2 separate regions of the Homo sapiens genome follow, and region 1 is linked to region 2. A link is a loop called in an ENCODE intact Hi-C map of the cell type or tissue named here. Cell type or tissue: HepG2. All regions are shown on one strand. Links, peaks and the distances in the headings refer to the core of each region. The heading gives the core; the rest is flanking DNA. Region 1 holds the start of TRIM67 (tripartite motif containing 67). Region 2 overlaps TTC13 (tetratricopeptide repeat domain 13).

Region 1 (10,141 bases), core at 2,793-7,792, 200 kb before region 2:
ATGGTGGTGGGGTGTGCCTGTAGTCCTGGCTACTTGGGAGGCGGAGGTGGGAGGATCGTTTGAGCCCAGGAAGTTGAGCCTACAGTGAGCTGTGATGGCAGCACTGCACTCCAGTCTGGGCAACAGAGAGAGACCCTGTCTCAAAATATTAAAAAAAAAAAAGAATTACAAATATTAAAATATTTTTACCTGTGATCACAGTGCAACTATGACTCCATGTTCTTTGTCACGTATGTATTATCCCTTTTAATAGAAGAGGTGTTTCCTCTGAGCCTTTAAAGCCTAACATACCCTTTTTACAAAATAAGGTAAGACAGCAGGCTGAGAAGCCACCTGCCCTTTGGCAGAGCCTTAAGACGTGAGAGTTGGCTGGGTGCAGTGGCCCACACCTGTAACTCTAGCACTTTGGGAAGCCAAGGCAGGAAGATCACTTAAGGCCAGGAGTTGGAGACAAGCCTGGGCAATGTAGTAAGACCCTATCTCTTAAAAAAAAAAAAGACGGCCGGGCGCGGTGGCTCACGCCTGTAATCCCAGCACTTTGGGAGGCCGAGGCGGGCGGATCACGAGGTCAGGAGATCGAGACCATCCCGGCTAAAACGGTGAAACCCCGTCTCTACTAAAAATACAAAAAATTAGCCGGGCGTAGTGGCGGGCGCCTGTAGTCCCAGCTACTTGGGAGGCTGAGGCGGGAGAATGGCGTGAACCCGGGAGGCGGAGCTTGCAGTGAGCCGAGATCCCGCCACTGCACTCCAGCCTGGGCGACAGAGCGAGACTCCGTCTCAAAAAAAAAAAAAAAAAAAAAGACATTAGAGTGATCAAAAGTCCTGTCTTTTCTGAGCTTTCCAGGCCACACCCTCTCCCTTGCTTTTGTGAGGTGCTGACTCAGTGGGAATAGTACTCCTGGAGTATCAGTGAGATTTTCTTTTAAGGCTCTTCGATTTACCATGGCTCTCAAAGAACTCCAGAAGAAGAGCTTATCTATAAAGAAAAAAGAATTATTCTCTAACCTCAACTTAGGAATCAACTCCTACCCAGTTTAATTCAGAGCTGGCCATCTGCACCCAGCAGGTCAGAGTTCTCCCTGAGTGAGGAGTTATAGATGTTGACATTCTGTGGCATGTCACACTAGGAAAGAGCTATGGTACACAGTAACCCTTTTCTCCAGCTTCAGGAAAAACAGATTTTCATAATCAAGAAGCAAACAACCAAAAGCTCTCCTGTACAGTTACCCTTCCCTATCCCATCTTCACATCAGAAGCTCTTTGAAACAGTTAATCCTCTCCCAAGAAATTCATACAGAAATGTGTTTAGCCAAGACCTAAAGTTTTTTACACTGCTTTTAAAAGGTGATAATCTTATTTTAAAATAGATTTCAGTGTCACATATATGTCTCTTTACTTAAGAATCACTAATCAGAAGGTAAGCTGCAGTAACACCAGAGAAAAATTAAAGCAAGGCTTTGATGATGGCTTCTTTAATCACAGGAATGTTAGAGAAATGTTGCTGTCCCAATTCTAGTTCTGGTGATGCAATGAGGCCTTGTCAAGGTTCTGAGATTTTTAGATAACAACAACAAAATCCAGAGACTTCATGTTTTACTGAAAAACTTAAATTGCCAACAGTGGGAGTCTTAATGGAGGGTTCTAGTTTGTCTTTCAAAAGTAGCCACCCTCACAGCATACATACTGGTCTAGATGCCCAGCCACAAAGCAAGACCAACAGTGTTTGACCAAGGCTCTCCCATTGATCATTTCTTTTGATTGCCAGCCCCCAGGTGAAATGCTCATAATAAGCACTCAGTAGTTTCCCTTTCTGTAGAAATCAACAGCACCTGCTGAAGAAGAACAGCAGCACTTCTATTCATTCTTGAAAACAGGCGTTCACAAAAGTAACTTGTAGTGTTCCTTCTGGATTTAGGAGGATGTCACAAAATTGAGATCCTGCATAGTCATATTCCCACAGTTTACACTGCCCACTCGAGGGGGCAAATATCACATGTGCTTCCCAAATTTCCTCATAACTTTGCATTGTTGGCTGAGGATAGAAATTTTATAAAACTGCTGTTGACACCAAGCCAGGGATGACCAATGATTTTTCCTGTATAACCTTAGTTCTTTAAACCATAGCTCATTATCTAACTCACTTTTCCATGTAAGACAGTTAATTTCTCTTACAATTGCAAATTCTCATCTCAACTCTCTTTGGTTTCCACTCTTCACTAATTCTGAACATCTGAGTGGCAACACTCAGAATTAGTTTTGTCTCTCTAAGCTGTGAAGATTTAGCAGTTTGTGAAATCTGAATGTGAGATTTGGAATCTGTACTTCTTGTCTTGGTAATTGGTCACAGCCCTTTTTACAAATAATTTATTTGTAAAATGATGTTTATTCACTTAAAAGATGAAATAAGCAAGATAGCTACAATTACTGTGAAGCAATATGCAACAAAATATCATATGAATGATAACTAATTCAAGGCAACAATTCTGATTCAGCTCAAAGCTATTTTAGGACTCAGCATAAACACTACCAAAAGTTGCCAGCTCATGTTTTCTCTAGCTAACCAAGTCAGTGAGGCCAAATAAGCACTCTTTGCTACTTCCCTGTAGCTTTCTGCAAATTCACTGGTTTTAGGTATTAGGATTATACAATAAGCAGCAACATTTAATGTTATTTATCAATTATATTTAAGGTGCTTTGCTAGAGGCTAAACATACAGTATTATACTTAATCCTTACCGCAATTGTCTTAAGTTTGGTATTTTTTTCCAATGGGTTTTAAATTGTGCCTAGACTCATACAGCTAGTAAATTGCAAGTCCTAAGATTTGGATACAGGTCTGTGTAACTATAGAGCAGGATTTCTCTCCAGAGCACTGTTGACATTTGGGGCTGGATAATTGTTTTGGGGAGTTTTCCTGTGCACTGTAGAATGTTTATCAGCTTCCCTGGCCTCTATCCACTAGATTCCAGTGGCACCTTCTAGGTGTGATAACTAAAAATGTCCCCAGACATTGCCAAATGTTGGGGAGGGGTTGGGGTAAGGGGTGAAAATTGGACACAGTTGAGAACTACTGCTCTAGAACTAGGGATTTGACTGCATATTTATCTTTTTTTCATATGTATTATGCAAATTCTCCTCTTAAAGGTGGATTCCTAAAGTGTTTCATGTTTGTTTTTTCTAATTTGTTATTCTAAAATGTTAAATTATAATAACAACGTATGCTCATTATAGCAGATAATACTATAGAGTAACTATATATGAACAACAAATCTATATAGGAATGGTTAGTCTCTTAGTCTCTTCCTCTCATCTGTGCTCACCTTTTTGCTTATTTCCAGTTGGATAGCCTTGGCCAATTACTTTATTTTCCTCCTCAATTCAAATATATATTTCTGGCTGGGCTGTGTGGAGACCTCTTGCCTCTGCGGTGACTGTTTACTGGTAAGACTACAAGGAATAATTGGTGTCTGAAGTTCCAGAGGCGGTTAGGGGTCCTTCCCACAAGATTCTAACTCTGCCAGGCCTAGTTCATTGACCTCTGGGGAAGTGAGTCCAATTGCTCATCTTTGGCATTTGGATGGGAAATTTAGGTGAATGTTAGAAAAACCAACTCTAGTCTTGACTTGGGGTCTGATCAAGGACCTAACCAGATTTTGATGGCTCCTCTCTTTCTCGCAGTATCAGATACAAGGACACATTGCCAGCCATAAGTTGCTGAGGGTGGCAGAGGGGAAAAGGAGATCCTGCATGCCTTAACTCAAAAGGGACCATCAAGGTAACTTATTAGTCAGACGTTGGGAGTAAAAGAGCCCTGTGTCTGCGTTTTGGGTGCCCTGTGCCTACATAAATCCTAAAACCTCGGGTGGGTGGGGACCTAATAAGTCATCTTTCCATACCCTTCCCATCTCCAGCATCCAGTCCAAAGTACCGGGAGTCCCTTACCTGTTTGTCAAATGACTATCTGATGGAATGAATGGCTAATGAGTGAGGTAATTCCTGCCTGACCCTCTGACCGACTTTCTGTCAGCTCTCCAAGGGAGAGGCCAAAAGCCTTTCTCCTCGTACCCTCTTCCCTGGCACCTGCACTCCCGCGTCCCGCGGGCTCACCTTGTGCTGCTTCCACATGGCCCCCAGCGGCTTCACCTCGTGCTTGGCGTGCCGGCCCTCCTCCAGGCACAGATAACACACCGGGGTTCGACAGCTCACGCAGTACATGCTGTAGTTCTCCATTTCATGCTCGGGACACGTGGGGAACTTGCGGGCCGTGCTGCCCCCAGTCGCCCCCGCCCCCGCGCCTCCCGGGCTCTTGCAGCCGCCGCCTCCGCTGGGGGCGCCCTGGGCGGTGCCAGTGGGCCCGGAGGCTGCCTCGGCGGGCGGCGGCGGCGGCGGCGGCGGCTGCACCAGGCGATGCTTGGCGAAGGGTCCCCGGGATGGATGGCACTTGAGCTGGCAGGCAGAGCAGTAGAGGACGTCGCACTGCTCGCAGAGCGTGGCTGCTGGCTCTGGCGGGGTGCGGTCGCACAGCTGGCAGATGGCCACCGCCGCGGCTGCAGACGTCCCCGGCACGGCCCCGCGGCCCTGCTGGTACCGCTGCACGATGGCCTCGAGCAGCCGGTTGCGCTGGAAGCCGCGCAGGCCGCGGTGGTCCAGGGATGCGCTGCGGTGGCACTGCGGGCACGTGATGGAGCTCGAAGACGAGGACAGCGAGGAGCAGGCGGCACCCCGAGCCGCCGCAGCCGAGGAGCCGGGTGGTGCGGGCACCATGGGCAGCACGCGAACCCCGTTGGGGGACTTGAGGCTCGGGGTGTAGGACCCGTAGCCGCTGTCTGTCTCGCTGTACAAGCTGAGCTTGTCCGCGTGGTCTCCGCCACCTCCCGCACCGCCGCCGAGGCCGCCAGCTGCACTCCCGCCTGCACCGCCGCAGGCCGGGCCAGCCGCAGCGTCGTGCTCCAGAGAGGCAGCGGCGGCGGCGCCCGCCTGCAGCCCCGATCCCCGGGAAAGCAGGAGCGGCTGGGGCAGGTGCTGCTCACCGTCCGGGGTCTGCACCGCGATGGTGCGAGCGCAAGGCAGGCAGACATTGTGGGAACAGGGCAGGATGATAGGCTCCCGAAACAGAGAGCCGCACACGGGACACTTCAGCTCTTCCTCCATCGCGGCGCCGGCTGCCAGCGCTGCTCTGCGCTGGGGATGAATGGCCGGAGCTCGGGAGACTGGCGGAGGAGGACCAGCGCGGTGCGCCCCGGTGAGACGACGGGCGGGGGCATCACACGGGCATGCCCACTTCACAGCCGAGGGGCACGCCCCTCTCTCTGTCCTGTAGCCACCGCCCTAAGATGATTGAGGGGCGAGAGAAGGGAGGGGGTCCTCACCTCCTGCCCGAGGGTCCCGCACCAGCGGCTTCAACCTGCGGCCAGATTCCGGAGCCGGTCGGCTGCCCTCGCGGTGGCCTGCGAGGAGCTTTAGGTGATGAATCAGCACCAGCGCCGCCGCCGGCTGCAGCGCGCGCCTCCTCTCCACCCCAGGACCAGCGGCCGGGCTGCTGTGCGCTCGCTGCTTCAGCCCCTGGCTCCGGTGGGCGGCTACCCCGAGGCCCCCCTTCTGCCCCGGCCCAACTCCTTATCGGGGTGATAGCGAGGTGAGACAGGCAGGTGCGAAGGCCGCTCAGCCGTGGGGCTGGGATCAGCACCACGAGGCGGCGGACAGCGCCCGGGAGCCGAAGGTGGGGCTCCAGCTGCCTGCTCGCCGACCCCTGGGCCGCCACCCGCCGGGTCGCTGGGGCCGCGGCCACCTCGGCGGGACCCGACCGGCCCGGAGACAGCCGCTCACCCTACTCCTGGGCGGCTGTGGACGCCGGCTGACTGCGCCCTGGGGCTTTCTCCCTGCGGCCGGGATTGACCCGCTTCCCTGGTTCCCAGCTGCTGCTCCTGCGGCGCCTCTGACCTTGGGCCGCGCGACGCTGCAGCCGGCGGGCGGAGGGCGAGCGTCCGGCTGGCTCGGGAATCCCCTCCCCGCCTCCCTCCCGCCGCTGCCGCTGCCTCCCCGCGCGGCGCGCCGAGGAGTTGTAATTTCCAGAGCAGAGAGTAATGGGGAGGAGGGGGGAGGAGGCTTCAGCTCAGCGAATAAGGGCTCGCCTCTTGCTGCTAGGGAATCAAGGGGCAATTTTAAGGGTTTTGCAGGGAGGATCATTGTTAATAACAATCCATTATTTGGATGGAGATTGTATCTTGAATCAGTACAACGACCTGCCCCGCCCCGCCCCTGCCATCGTCTCCCTGGGCCACTCCAGTTCCACACCCCACCCCCAACCCACCGCCATAGAAGGGTGAAAACGGGATCCTAAAAAGCCAGTCGTTTAGAAATGGATAGGCAACATGGCCTGACAGTCGCTTCCTAAAACTACGATAAAGCAAAAAAATCCAAGTCCCAAAATGTCGGGCAGCCTGAAGTCCAAGGGTGAGGTTTTATTTATGAATTGAACCACAAGCCATTTTGTCTCTTCCTTTCAACCAAGGGTGCTCATCCGCGCTCCAGGTCAACTGTGTGCACGGACTGAGAGAGGACACGCGGTGCCGCTCACAAAATGGGGTTTCCTGAGAAAGGCGAGAGCGCGCCCGGGTAGACCCCTGGGAACCCAGCGCCCCCAGACCCAGCCCTACCCCGCTGCGGATGTGGCGGTGTGCGGCGGACGGGAAGGCGGCAAGCGGAGACGTTCCTTTTATGAATGGGAAAATCTCCACATTCTCCAACGCCAGCCACGAGCTGCGGGAACAGCCTCCCACCCGCGGCCCCGGCTGTTTGGTCTGCTCGGCTGTTCTTCCCCGCTGCTGCCGAGGGAAGGCTGGGTGGGGGAGGCAGAGGTGGGTGGGGACGAGCAGAAGAAAGTGCTGGCAGCGCAGCCGGCTCTGCCTACAGAAGTTTCACGCTGGCATGAAACAGATACAAATTAGGAAATCGTTTATTTAACAACGATATGAATATTGAAGTCATGCCTCCCTCCGTCCCAGGTTCTCCCGTGCTCCAAACAAAGACTAAAGACCGGAGTCGTAGCGCCAGGCGCGGGCCCAGGCTTCTGCTAGTCCCCGGGTGAGGAGGCGCAGGCTGGCGGGGTCAGGCAGGGGGAAGCTGCAGCCTGCGCCCAGGGCTTGGGGCTCTGTGCCTAGGGGACAGGAACCCCTGCAGGGGGACCCTTGGGGAGGCGCTTGGCGACGCGCTCCTGGCCGCAGCACGAAGGCCCAGAGCCTTGGAAGTCAGGACGCCCCGGGACCACTGGCCCCACTCAGCAGCTCGCTTAGGCTTTCCCTCGCTCGGATCCTGAAATGCCAAATGAATATTGTCATAATACTCATGTCTGAGAACTAAACGAGCTAGTTGCAAATACAGACGGCGTTTCCTACTTTCTGTTTTTGTTGTGGGGGCGGCGGTTGGAGTCTCTCTGGGTCGCCCAGGCTGGAGTGCAGTGGCGTGATCATAGCTCACTACAGCCTCGAACTCCTGGACTCAAGCAATCCTCCTACCTCAGCCTCCCAAGTAGCTGGGACTACAGGCCTGTGCCACCACGCCAGGCTCTGTTTTAAAATCCTATGAACCTTTAGTCCGGCTTTGCAGCTTGCTTCCAGTTTGTGCCAAAGTTGAAGAGTAGGCCAAGCTAAGGCCAGATAGAGCATCGCACAGCATTAAGAGACCTGACTCTACTTCCCCTCAGCTAGGGGACTTGGAACAATTATTTAACCAGGCATCAGTAGCCACAGATGGGAGATGGTAACAACCTTGTCCTCATCTGCCTTGTGTAGATAAAGCCACAATGAGCTGGATCCTGCCTGCAACTCTCAGATAAGCCTTCCAGAAATGTGCTATGGAATCTTCAGGGTCATGTCAGAAACGCAGTGTATGGGTAGGTCTGTAATTGAATGCACTTAAAGATGCATTTCTGTGACCCTAGCAAGTGCCATCATTTACGCCGGCTCAGCCCAGCCTCCTGGTGACCACAAGGGAAGTCATAACCTCTTATGGTTCTACTGTGAACAGGTCTGCCCCAAACCAGCAGCCATATGGCTGAAGTCCAGTCTCCTTTGTCATTTTCGGACCAAAACAAACTGCTTGGGGGTAGGGGTGGCCTCCTGGAGGGGTGTGTAACTCCTTTCCTGTACAGAAGGACTTACAGTTCAAGCACTCCTCCACTCAGACTGAGTGTAGTTTTGTTTTCCACGGGGAGGAGGTGATCTAGTACATCAGAATTCTACACCTATGCATTTCTCATGCACTCTTGTCACCTAAATAACAAAGAGACAGGCTCTCTAAAAGAAGAGAGGTTTATTTGGGAAAAAAGTACCGCAATGGAAAGATGCTTGCCATAGTAAACTCTGTGTGTATTCAGGGAGGTAACAGAAGACAGAGGTTTTTAAGGGAAAAAAATGAGGAAGATTGAATAATTGTTTTGAAATAATTACCCTTGGCTACAAATATCAATAACAGGGGTGATGCCAGCTCAAGGCTGGACAGGTAGTTGCTGGGCAGATGTCCTGATAGAAGTATTTTTTGGTGTAGGGTTATGATGGCCTCTCTGCAAGATTGTAGGTTTTGGAGTCTTTTGTAGTCATTTTTGTTACGAGGTATTTATGCACGAAAACTCTCCCTTCATGGCTCTGTCAGGGCTTTTTTTCTTTTTTTCTTTCTTTCTTTTTTTTTTTTTTTAACATTAGTGACTCCATTTGGATTCTGACAGCTTTCACTCTCAATCCCCACCACCTCAATTCTACAACATAAATCAGCTTATCCGTGCACTGTACTTTTGCTAAAACATTGTGCATTTGGGGGATTAGCATCCTACCACTCCTTTGTCTGAACTGAAGTTACAAAGCTGGCTTCAATGCTTCACTGTATATAATCATAATTGCTAACAATCGTCAACATTATTTATAAAAAGTCCTCTTTCTGTCTCAACTGTGCCATGAACCATATGCATATAGAGAAGTCATTTTAGTTCTCTGAACCTCTGTTTCTCCCTATTATAAACTTTGGGGATAAAATTCACTGAAATTTAAATTTCCTTCTGGGGCCGGGTGCGATGGCTCAAGCCTGTAATCCCAGCACTTTGGGAGGTCGAGGCGGCTGGATCACAAGGTCAGGAGTTCGAGACCAGCCTGACCAATATGGTGAAACCCTGTCTGTACTAAAAATACAGAAATTTGGCCAGGTGCAGTGGCTCACGCCTGTAATCCTAGCACTTTGAGAGGCCGAGGTGGGCAGATCAAGAGGTCAAGAGATCAAGACCATCCTGGCTAACACAGTGAAACCCCATCTCTACTAAAAATACAAAAAATTAGCCAGGTGTGGTGGCGGGCACCTGTAGTCCCAGCTACTCGGGAGGCTGAGACAGAAGAATGGTGTGAACCTAGGAGGTGGAGCTTGCAGTGAGCCAAGATCGCGCCACTGCACTCCACCCTGGGCGACAGAGGGAGACTCCGCCTCAAAAAACAAAACAAAACAAAACAAACAAACGAACAAAACACACAAAAATTATCCAGACATGGTGGCAGGTGCCTGTAGTCCCAGCTACTCAGGAGGCTGCGGCAGGAGAATTGCTCGAACCTGGGAGGTGGAGGTTGCAGTGAGGCAAGATGTTGCCACTGCACTCCAGCCTGGGCAACAGAGCAACACTCTGTCTCAGAAAAAAAAAAAATTCCTTCTGGTTCTACAGTCTCTGTGTATTAGCTGTTGTTGAGAATGACATATCCCTTGGCTGGATGTCGTGGCTCATGCCTGTAATCCAAGCACTCTGGAAGGCCGAGGCGGGTGGATCACTTGAGGTCAGGAGTTCAAGACCAGCTTGGCCAGCATGGCGAAACCCTGTCTCTACTAAAAATAGAAAAATTAGACAGGCATGGTGGCACAAGCTCCCAGCTACTTGGGAGGCGAAGGCACGAGAATTGCTTAACCCCAGGGGGCAGAGGTTGCAGTGAGCCAAGATTGTGCTACTGCACTCCAGCCTGGGTGACAGAGTGAGACCCTGTCTAAACAAAAAAAACAAAAAACGAATAACATAGTCCCCCCTTTAAAAAATGACACTCACAAAAAAATTTGATCCCCAAATTGAATGACATATCTATTTTTTTTCAAGTCCCTAATATATTATTAAAGGCT
Region 2 (10,141 bases), core at 3,129-8,128:
GAGATGTTCATATGGACTGCCTCCACCACTCCACTCTCTCTTGGACCTTCTATGGTTAGCTTTTGTCCTCGTCAATGTGCTGAAACTGCTCTTCTTAAGGTCAGTTGTGTGTGAGGTTTAGGAGGAGAGGAAAGAAGTTTCAAGACACTGCTATACCTAAACTGTTCATTACTAGGACCCAGCATTGGCAGAAGGAGTTGTGACAAATGTACCATGTTCTTCATTGCTGTGGCAAGACCCGGCTGTGCTATGTCTTTGTTTTGTGACCTTAAACATGTTCATTAACATTGAGTTTATTTCCCCATGTGTACAGTGGGCACAGTGTGCCTTGTATCTACCTTGGAGGATGGAGAATCAAAAGAAATGAGGTTTATGAAGGTATTTGGAAGCTGGGAAGTACTGTGAAGGCCAAGATAAGCTTAAAGAAAGCAGATAGAAAAATTTAACAAAAAAACACTGCGATTTTAGCCTATAAGCCTATACTAACATTTAACAATCCTTTTCTGTGCACAGGGCTTTATACCCTTTATTCTTCACAGTAGCCCTGTGAAGGTATCTGGGGGTGGTTATTTCTATTTTGCAGATGAAGGAGCTGAGGCTAAGACGTACTAAAGGACTTGCTCTAAGTCAAACAGTCAGGGAAGCATCTAATCTGGGTTAGTCTGACTCCATAGCCCTGCCCTGAGCCACTGTTACATTGCCTTCAAACTAATTAATTAAGTTTGAAGTCAGAGAAATACTAGAATTAAATATAAGACCTAGTTCTTTGAAAATACTGCTTAAGATTAGACAGTTATCTAGCAAGCCTAATCAAGAAAAATGAGCAGAAACAAGTATTTGGCTTGAGGAATAAGCAAGTATAATAAATATGAAAATCATTATAATAACTGTATCCAGCTTTATGGCCCAGATGTAGAACCTTTCAAAGAAATGGATAGTTCTTTTAACAAAAGATAAATTGCTAAGTTGATTCTCCCACTATCTCTTAAATACTCATCTTCACCAGGTCAACTCTTCTCTTATTAAACGTAAGCTTCTTAAGCTTTCTTTTTCTTTTCTTTTCTTTTCTTTTTTTGAGATGGAGTGTCGCTTTGTCACCCAGGCTGGAGTGCAGTGGCGCAATCTCGGCTCACTGCAAGCTTCGCCTCCCAGGTTCACGCCATTCTCCTGCCTCAGCCTCTCGGATAGCTGGGACTACAGGCGCCTGCCACTGCACCCGGCTAGGTTTTTGTATTTTTAGTAGAGACGGGGTTTCACCGTGGTCTCGATCTCCTGACCTCGTGATCCGCCCACCTCAGCCTCCCAAAGTGCTGGGATTACAGGCGTGAGCCACCGCACCCAGCCCCCTAAGCTTTCTTAGAGACTGTACTTACAGTCTCAGCTTATCATCCACCATAAGTTAATGATTATCAAATCATCACATCCATATCTGTAGTATTTACCTTTCTCTGGACTTTCTTAACTACATGCTAGAGAGCTTCCAGCGTAATCACTTGACTCAAGCCCAAAGTTAGCTCTTGACTTCCCTCTAAAACCTCTCTTCCTCTTAAACTCCTTGTTTCCGTTGATGGCACCACTTCTTCCCTCATTGCACAAACTGGAAACCTGTGTCTTTTCCCTCTTTCTGTGCCTAATTCTTCCTCAAGGCCCTCTCCTTTTTACTTGCTGTATCCTTTAGACCGTGACCCTCTATTTCAACCCGATGGCTGCTGCCTCCATTCAGACTTTGCTCATTTTAACTGGCCATGGCCTCCCACCTGCCCCCTGCTCTACTTGCCCCTTCTCTCCTTAGACACCTGTTAGTGATGTCGCCTCCTGCTTAAACTCATCCTGCCTTCTTAGTTTAATGCTAAGAAGAAAGGGAATAAATGAACTAGATGCTGAACTTGAGCTGCGAGAAGAGGTAATAAGGGAAATTAGAAGGCCTAATACAGCAAAGCTGGTATAAATGAATTAGAAATAAAGCAGCAGTGGAATTGAGAAATAGACCCGGGTTGTTTTTTTAAAAAAAGAATGATTAAGAAGTTCTGGAGGTCAGTGTGCATATACCTAATACTACTGAACCATACAAACTAAAAATGGCTAAGGCGATTGCTTTTATGTGATGTGTGTTTTTTTTTTAACCACAATAAAACAAAAAGGCCCCCCCCCCACCACCATAGGAAAACAAATTCTTAAGTGATAAAAAAAAGAAGAATAAAATAGATAAGCCTGATGAGGTGACTACAGAAAGAGGGAGCAGGTGCAAGTGTCAGTTGTGAATGAGAGGCATGCGCAGAGCTCCAGAGGCCATGAGAACTTAAGAGGCAACTGTGCAGAAATCTCTGCTAAGACATTAAACTCTGAAGCAGTGAAGAAATGTCCAGAGATGATGTAGAAGAACAAGATAGAATTCTGTGATGCGTTTTCACACAGTTTCTATAGTAATCAGCACTAACTTTACTTGTACGACGTAAGCAAGGAAGAAAACTAATGCTTTTCCTATCCAAGGAAATTTATACTATTTATGTACAGCTGGTTGGGCTGTAATTATTTATTATATTAAGTAGTTATCCTTTAATATAATCATTTATGATAGTAAAGTAATTAAAGCCATAGTGAGTTAAATATTTTAAGATCGAAGAACAAATTTAACCTCCTGTTCCACACAACTATAGTTATAACTCTAGCAACTATTTTTCTATTGCAACCTTAGAAGATACATACATAGTTATAAAAATTTTAAGTAAAATATTAGCAAGCAATTAAAAGAATGATCTACCTCAATCAGAGTTTGTTTTAGAAGTACACAGATGGTTCAACTTGAAAAAATTAAATTAGTTTGTTAATAGGCCAAAGGAGAAAAATCATAGAAACATCTTAAATAAATTTCAAAAGTGCTTGATAAAGGTCAGCAAGCTCTCCTGATTTAAAGTTTCTGGTAAAAAAAAAAATAGAATAGGAAAATACTTCTTTTATATGGTGAAGTACATCAGTCTCAACCCATAGCTGACACAGAGCAGCTTTCCACTGGATGTTGATAAATGTTAGGTGAAAAAGTTTTATCATCAAAAGTTGATGAAATCTCAGTTATTAAATGAAGTATTAATGTCAGGAATAAGCAGGGGTGCCTGTTAATCAGTGGCGTTATTGAGTACTTTTTGGAAGTTTCATCTAGTATAATAAGGTGCTAAATTAATATAAATATTTTAAAAGACCTTGATAAAATTACGTGCAGATAATACAGTTACCAGCTGACTAAATGGAGACATTAATAGGGCTGTAAAGAGTTCAGTAATGTGGGCAGATAAAATATTCAGCACTAGGCAGTTGGACAAAGGATTTACCATGTGCTGGTATTTCTGCCTGACTGCTCTCCCGGTGCCATAGCCTCCCATGGTGAAATCCATAATTTCCCTCAGGTCCCCATTCACTTATTCATGGCTAAGAGCACAGACTCCAGAACCAGACTGCCTAGGTTCAGATCCTCCCTCCACTGCTTTGCTAGAGGGTAGCGTCAGGATGATTACTGCAGGTTCCTCGGGCTCATTTTCCTCATCTTTGAAATGGGGATTCTAAGGTTGCCTGTACACGGTAACTATGTGTTAGCTGGTGTTATTCACGTCCTCGGGAAACTGACCAGGCCATATCTTCTGACTGTGCTGTCATGTGTAGCTCTCACACTGTTGTTGGTTTATGTTTCTTTGTGTACTTTGATTGCTATCAGTTTTCCCACAGGGAACTATAATGTCTTTGTAGAAGAAGGGTCATTTCTGGTTTTGCTCAGTAGAGGCTAACACAGTGATGGGAACATAGTAGATGCTCAACAAATATGTATTGAATCAATGGTTATCAACCCAATTTAAAAAATCACATGTAAATCCTATATAAAATTTATGAAGTTTCACATAGTTTAATAAAATATTTAAATAAAGAGATCAAATTTTATAAAGAAGTATTTCTTCTCCTATTAATCTACAATTTTAATGCCATCCTAACACAAATCATAGAGAGATTTTTTTGTTTTGGAACTTAAAAAACTGACTGAAGTTTATCTGAAGAAAGAATGTTTATACAAATAGCCAAGAAAGTTTTGGAATAAAATTGATAATGGCTTTGTTTTATATTAAAATGTATGTATTGTGAATCAAAATATCACCCTCTACCCCATATGTACAATTATTCTGTATCAATTTAAAATAATAAAAACCAAAAAACATTTATTTATTGTGAAGCTACAATAATTGAAACAATGTGATACTGAAATCAAAACAAACAGATCATTATAAGGGATTAGAAAGTGTGGAAACAAAAGTTTCTTATAGAAAACTAAAAATTTATTTTAAAAATATTAAATGAAAAGTGATATATAATCCTACCAAGTTTAAGTAATTAGGAGAAAATTTAAGTCAGGTGCAGTGATTCATGCCTGTAATCCCAGTACTTTGGGAGGTTGAGGCGAGAGGATTGCTTGAGCCCAGGTGTTCGAGACCATTCTGGGCAACACAGTGGGACCCTGTCTCCACAAAAAATAAAAATGAAAAATTAGCCAGGTGTGGTGGTGCATGCCTGTGTTCCCAGCTACTAGGGATGCTGAGGTCAATGCTGCAGTTAGCCGAGATCGTGCCACTGCACTCTAGTCTGGGTGTCAGAGTGAGCTATTGTAAACACTGCTGCAGCAAATATTGGATTGCAGATATCTCTTCCATATACTGATTTCCTGTCTTTTGGGTATGTACCCAGCAGTGGGATTGCTGGATCATATGGTAGCTCAATTTTTAGTTTTTTGAGGAACCTCCAAACTGTTCTCTATCGTGGTTCTGCTAATTTACATTCCCACTGCAGTGTACAAGTGTTCCCCTTTCTCCATATCCTCACCAGCATTTGTTATTATCTGTCTTTTGCATATACACCATTTTAACTGGGGTGAGATGATATCTCATTGTAGTTTTGATTTGCACTTTTTGATGATCAATGATGTTGACCACCTTTTCATATGCCTGTTGGCCTTTTGTATGTCTTAAGAAATGTCTATTCAAATCTTTCCCCATTTTTTGGTTGGATTATTAGATTTTTTCCAATACAGTTGTTTGTGCTCCTTATATATTCTGGTTACTAATCGCTTGTCAGAGGGGTAGTTTGCAAATATTTTATCTGATTCTGTGGGTTGTCTCTTCACTTTGTTGCTTGTATCTTTTGCTGTGGGGAAGCTTTTCAACTTGACATGATCCCATTTGTCCTTGTTTGCTTTGGTTGCCTGTGTTTGTGGGTGTTACTCAAGAGATCTTTGCCCAGATGAATATCATGGAGAGCTTCCCCAACGTTTTCTTGTAGTAGTTTCATAGTTTGAGTTCTTGGATTTAAGTCTTTAATCCATTTAGATTTCATTTTGTATATGGTGAGGGATAGGAGTCTAGTTTCATTCTTTTGCATATGGATATTCAGTTTTCCCAGCACCATTTATTGAAAAGACTGCCTTCCCCAGTGTGTATTCTTGGCACCTTTGTCAAAAATGAGTTCACTGTAGGCGTGTAGATTTGTTTCTGGGTTCTCTATTTTGTTCCATTAGTCTGTGTGTCTGTTTTTATGCCAGTACCATGCTGTTTTGGTTACTATAGCTGGATTTAAATAATCTTAAAGATTTCCTTTAAAAGCAAGTATAGAAACAGATCCTAATGTCTATAATGTATTATAAAGGTGGCATTCAAATTGATAATTTAACAAGTGGTGCTGGGACAACTGGCTAACCATTTGGAAAATAGATAATTAGGAATTTTTTTCAATATCTTTTGCAAGGATAGGTTTAGATGACTTAAAAATGAGCAAAGGATATAAGTGATTTACAAAAGTGGAGATACAAATGGCCAATAAACCAAAAGTTTAACTTTATTAGTGGTATGTTCAGATTGGGAAAGATTAAAAAGAATGTCAGTACTCTGGAGGGAAATGGACCTTCTCAAACTTCTAGTAGGAATGAAATTGTTATTATATGCTAGGAAGGAAATTGGGGCAATATATATGAAAAATATTAAACTTGTGCACACCCTTTGACTTGGCAATTTTATTTGTTGGAATCTATTGTAAGTGGGTACATTTTCAAAAATATAGGTCAAGAATACTTACTGAAATACTGTTCGTATTAAGAAAAAAGTAGGGACATCCTAAGTATCCAGTGATAAAAGTATGGTTAAGTGCAGCCTTTTAAAATTATGTAGGTGTATATTTATTGAAACTGAAATGGATTCCACAAAGGAGAGGGATTGTTAGAATAAGGCCAGGTATACACATTGCTTAGCACAGTGCCTGGCATATAGTAAGTTCTCAAATCTTAGCTTAGAAAAGGCAGGAGAAACAGGTTATAAATGTGTATGTTTCCAAAATATCTTTCATTGAGTCATTATTCTCCAACCATCTGCCAGGAACCATTACTATCTTCATTTTTGTGGGACTAAAGCCTTTCGTTGGGGTTCAGATCAGACTTTCTGCAGTCTGACTCCTCACCTTCCAAACTCATACTTTTTCTTTTCCAACACAAACTCCCTGCTCTAGCCAGGGAGTAGGAGTCTCCTCGCTGCCCTTTGCATTTCCTTGCCTTTGTACCTTTGCGTGTACCACTCATCGTCCTATCCGGAATACCCCTTCCCTTTCTCTGCCCCAGTCTAAATCCATCCATTCTTTTTTCTTTTATTTATTTATTTATTTATTTATTTATTTATTTATTTTGAGACAGGGTCTTACTCTGTCATCCAGACTGGAGTGCAGTGGTATGATCATGGTTCACTGCAGCTTCCACCTCCTGGACTCAGGTGATCTTCCCACCTTAGCCTCTGGGTAGCTGGGACTACAGGCATGTACTACCACACCCAGCTAATTTTTTCTTTTGTAGAGATGGTGTTTTGCCACGATGCCCAGGTTGGTCTCAAACTCCTGGGCTCAAGGGATTGGCCTGCCTCAGCCTCCCAAAGTCCTGGGATTGCAGGTGTGAGTCACCGCACCCAGCCTCCATCCATTCTTTTAAACCCTGCTTATGCCTTGTGAAATTTAACATTGCAGCTTCAGTAATGGTTCACCACCCCAGGGCTTCTTCACCATATCATGTCTTGTTTCTTATTGTTAAGATATACAACACGTGAGAATTTAGCTAAATTATATGTTCTTTGAGGACACAGACTGATTTTGATATTATAATTTATTCTCTCCCTCAGATGGTTCCTTGAACATAATTTAATGCTCTTTAATGACTGCTGAATTAGAACATATCTTTTTTTGCAATAATCTATCAAGGTGAAATGTTTTAATATAAAATTAACCATTTTAGAGCAAACAGTTCAGTGGCATTCACCATGTGCAACCACCCCAAGTTGTTTTCAACACTCCAAAATAAAACCCCTTACTCATTAAGCAGTTTCTCCCTAGTCCCTCCTTCCCCTATCCCCGGCAATCACCAATCTGCATTTTGTCTCTATGGATTCACCTATTCTGGACATTTCATATAGATGGAGTCATATGATAAGTGACCCTTTGTGTCTGGCTTCTTCCATTTAGCATAATGTTTTGGAAGTTCTTCCACGTTGCAGTGTGTATCAGTAGTTCATTTTTTTATGGTCGAATAGTATTCTACTCTGTATACACCAAAATTTGTTTATTCATTCATCTGTTGATGGACACTTGGACCATTTCTCCCTTTTGGCTACTGTGATTAGCGCTACTATGAACATGTATATACAATACTTGTTTGAGTCCCTTTTCAATTTTGGGGGTATATACCTAGGAGAAGAATTGCTGCATCATATGGAAATTCTGATTCGCTTTTTAAGGAACTATTTTCCATAACTGGTGTACCATTTTACACTCCCACCAGCAATGCACAAGGGTTCCAATTTTTCTACATTCTTGCTACTGCTTGTTGTTTTCTGCTTTTTGGTTATAGCCATCCTAGTGTGTGTGTGTGAAGAGGTACCTTATTGTGGTTTGATTTACATTTCCCTAAGTAGTAATTAGTAATGATGTTGAGCAACTTTTCATGTGCTCAATGCCTATACAGGTCCTTTGCCTGTTTTTAAAATTGTGTTGTTTTAGTTGGGTTGTAAGAGCTATTTATATATTTTGCATACTGGACTCATAGTGTGTATCATTTTTTTTTTTTTGAGTCAGAGTTTTGCTCTTGTTGCCCAGGCTGGAGTGCAATGGCACAGTCTCGGCTCACGGCAACCTCTGCCTCCCGGGTTCAAGCGATTCTCCTGCCTCAGCCTCCCAAGTAGCTGGGATTACAGGCACCTGCCACCACGCCTGGCTAATTTTTGTATTTTAGTAGACACAGGGTTTTGCCATGTTGGCCAGGCTGGTCTCGAACTCGTGACCTTAGGTGATCCGCCCACCTTGACCTCCCAAAGTGCTGGGATTACAGGTGTGAGCCACCACGCCTGGCCTAGGGTGTATCTTTTAACATTTAAGTCTCACTGGTTTGGCTTATTCTCCTTTTGTGATTTTTTTTAATCTATGGTAAATGCTGCCCCATAGATTGTTCGACTGAAGGATCTCAACAACAATATTAGTTCCACATGTGTCCTGAGACAAGCATTGTACTAGTACTCTTTCTACCCTGTTGCCTTTAGATAAGTTACAACCTATTTAAACCTCATTTAACCATCCAGGAAGCTCACTGGCTTTGCTCATTTGAGAATGGTGGTGAGGAACATCACTAATGGTTGTGCAAGATACTTGCAAACCGTAAAACATTACCCTATTATAAAGGTAGGATACAGGTTGCTACTTCTATTTTTTGTTTTCTAGAGACAGGGTCTCACTGTTTGAGACCCAGCCTGGTTGGTTTGCTGTTGCCCAGGCTGGTCTTGAACTCCTTGCCTCAAGCGAGCCTCCTGAGTTGCTGGGATTACAGGTGTGAGGCACTGTGCCCAGCTGGTTGCCACTTTTAGTGTTATTCACACCTGTTCTTATTTTGGTTCTGTGGAGTCTAAAAATTCTAATTCATAGTTAAGCACCTAAGAGCATAAATTAAGGTGTAGAGAATAACAAAGAATGCTTGCCTTTCAGAGTCATCCTTTTTGAACTTCCATGACTCAGACTGCGAACCCAAGGGATCATCACCCTGTGACTCCTTGCTTTCCCTCAACACTGAGAAGATTCTGGTATGCATCTTCTCTCTGTGTTCTGTTTTTGTAACCTGAAGCCCAGTGATACTAGTTCCAAAAAGTGGAAGTCGCCTCTGTCAACTAGAAGTTGGGCCTCGTTGAGTCTACATGCATAGGATAAAGATAGGTCGTCTGGTATTTTGCCACATTGAATTATGACTTATGAATTGGATGGTTGATTATTCTGGACATAGAACTTTTAATTTGCAAGTGTCAAGAAATAAAGGGACATTATAGTTAAACCTTATTTCTAGCAGCCTTGTGTATTTGTAGGTATAGTAGACTCTTATTTTTCCAACCTTTGCATATGTGGGTATCTTTTGTATCTATGTTTTCTATCAGTACCAACTAAACTATACCGTGGACCTCTCCATTTCAGGGGTGAATACTTGACAGTAGCTAATGTTTGCGTCTGCCTATCCATGTTAGTGCATCTCCTCCTCCAGCCTGGCTGCCTCAAGAGGGATGGGTCTTCTTTTTGTTCACACTTAACTCTATGAAGCTGATTGTTCTTTCCGTGTCCAAGTTTAATGTATTTTTTCTCCAGGCCTTTTCCTTCAACATCTGCATAGATACTCTTTGCATCTTCGGTTTAAAATTTCCTTTTAAGATACTCTTTTTTTTTTTTTTCAAACAAAGCCTTGCCTTTTCATGTGAGAACTACTGAAGATGGATTGAAACTGCAAACTAGAGAATGATCGTCTGCTTTTACCTAACTCGCTGCATAGTAATCAACTTGATATATGGAAAACTCTCGAATTAGACTTGCCCAAAATCAGAAGGGGCTGTCTTGTAAAGCAGTGAGTTGGTCATCTCTGAAAGTGTTTAAGTAGAAGTTGGATAATCCCATCTTGTATAGGCAGTTAGATTCTTAGAGTTATGAAAGTCTTCTTACTGAGAGTAGTTAAAATATGTTCTACTAGTTGCATTTCCAGTTTAAGCTAGTGCTAGCTAGTGACCTATGGGAGAAAGCTCGTTAGTCTTGGCCTTTCCTCTTCCCAAGGTTGAAA

Evidence for each region. Hi-C counts contacts between places; a loop is a spot of excess contacts. Peaks named below come from ENCODE experiments on the same cell type or tissue, not always from the same donor. Only the 100,000 strongest peaks of a DNase experiment are listed, where the experiment ranks them.
Region 1: it touches region 2 in a loop (5-fold over the local background); 2 of 110 quality-filtered maps call a loop at or near these places.

The regions. Positions count from the first base shown.
Region 1 is chr1:231,157,981-231,168,121 of GRCh38, reverse strand. TRIM67 (tripartite motif containing 67) reads right to left here and starts at 6,064. Exons shown (of 10, transcript NM_001004342.5): 1 at 4,109-6,064. The coding sequence starts at 5,152. RefSeq lists an enhancer at 5,164-5,798 and a silencer at 5,707-6,022. In HepG2, for the core only: no CTCF peak of the experiment used is centred there; no DNase peak of the experiment used is centred there; H3K4me3 peaks cover 1,003 bases; H3K27me3 peaks cover 1,891 bases.
Region 2 is chr1:230,960,196-230,970,336 of GRCh38, reverse strand. It overlaps TTC13 (tetratricopeptide repeat domain 13), which reads left to right. Exons shown (of 23, transcript NM_024525.5): 2 at 9,034-9,128. Among named protein-coding and RNA genes, the nearest start is that of TTC13, 14 kb to the left of the region's middle. In HepG2, for the core only: no CTCF peak of the experiment used is centred there; a DNase peak (open chromatin) is centred at 5,226.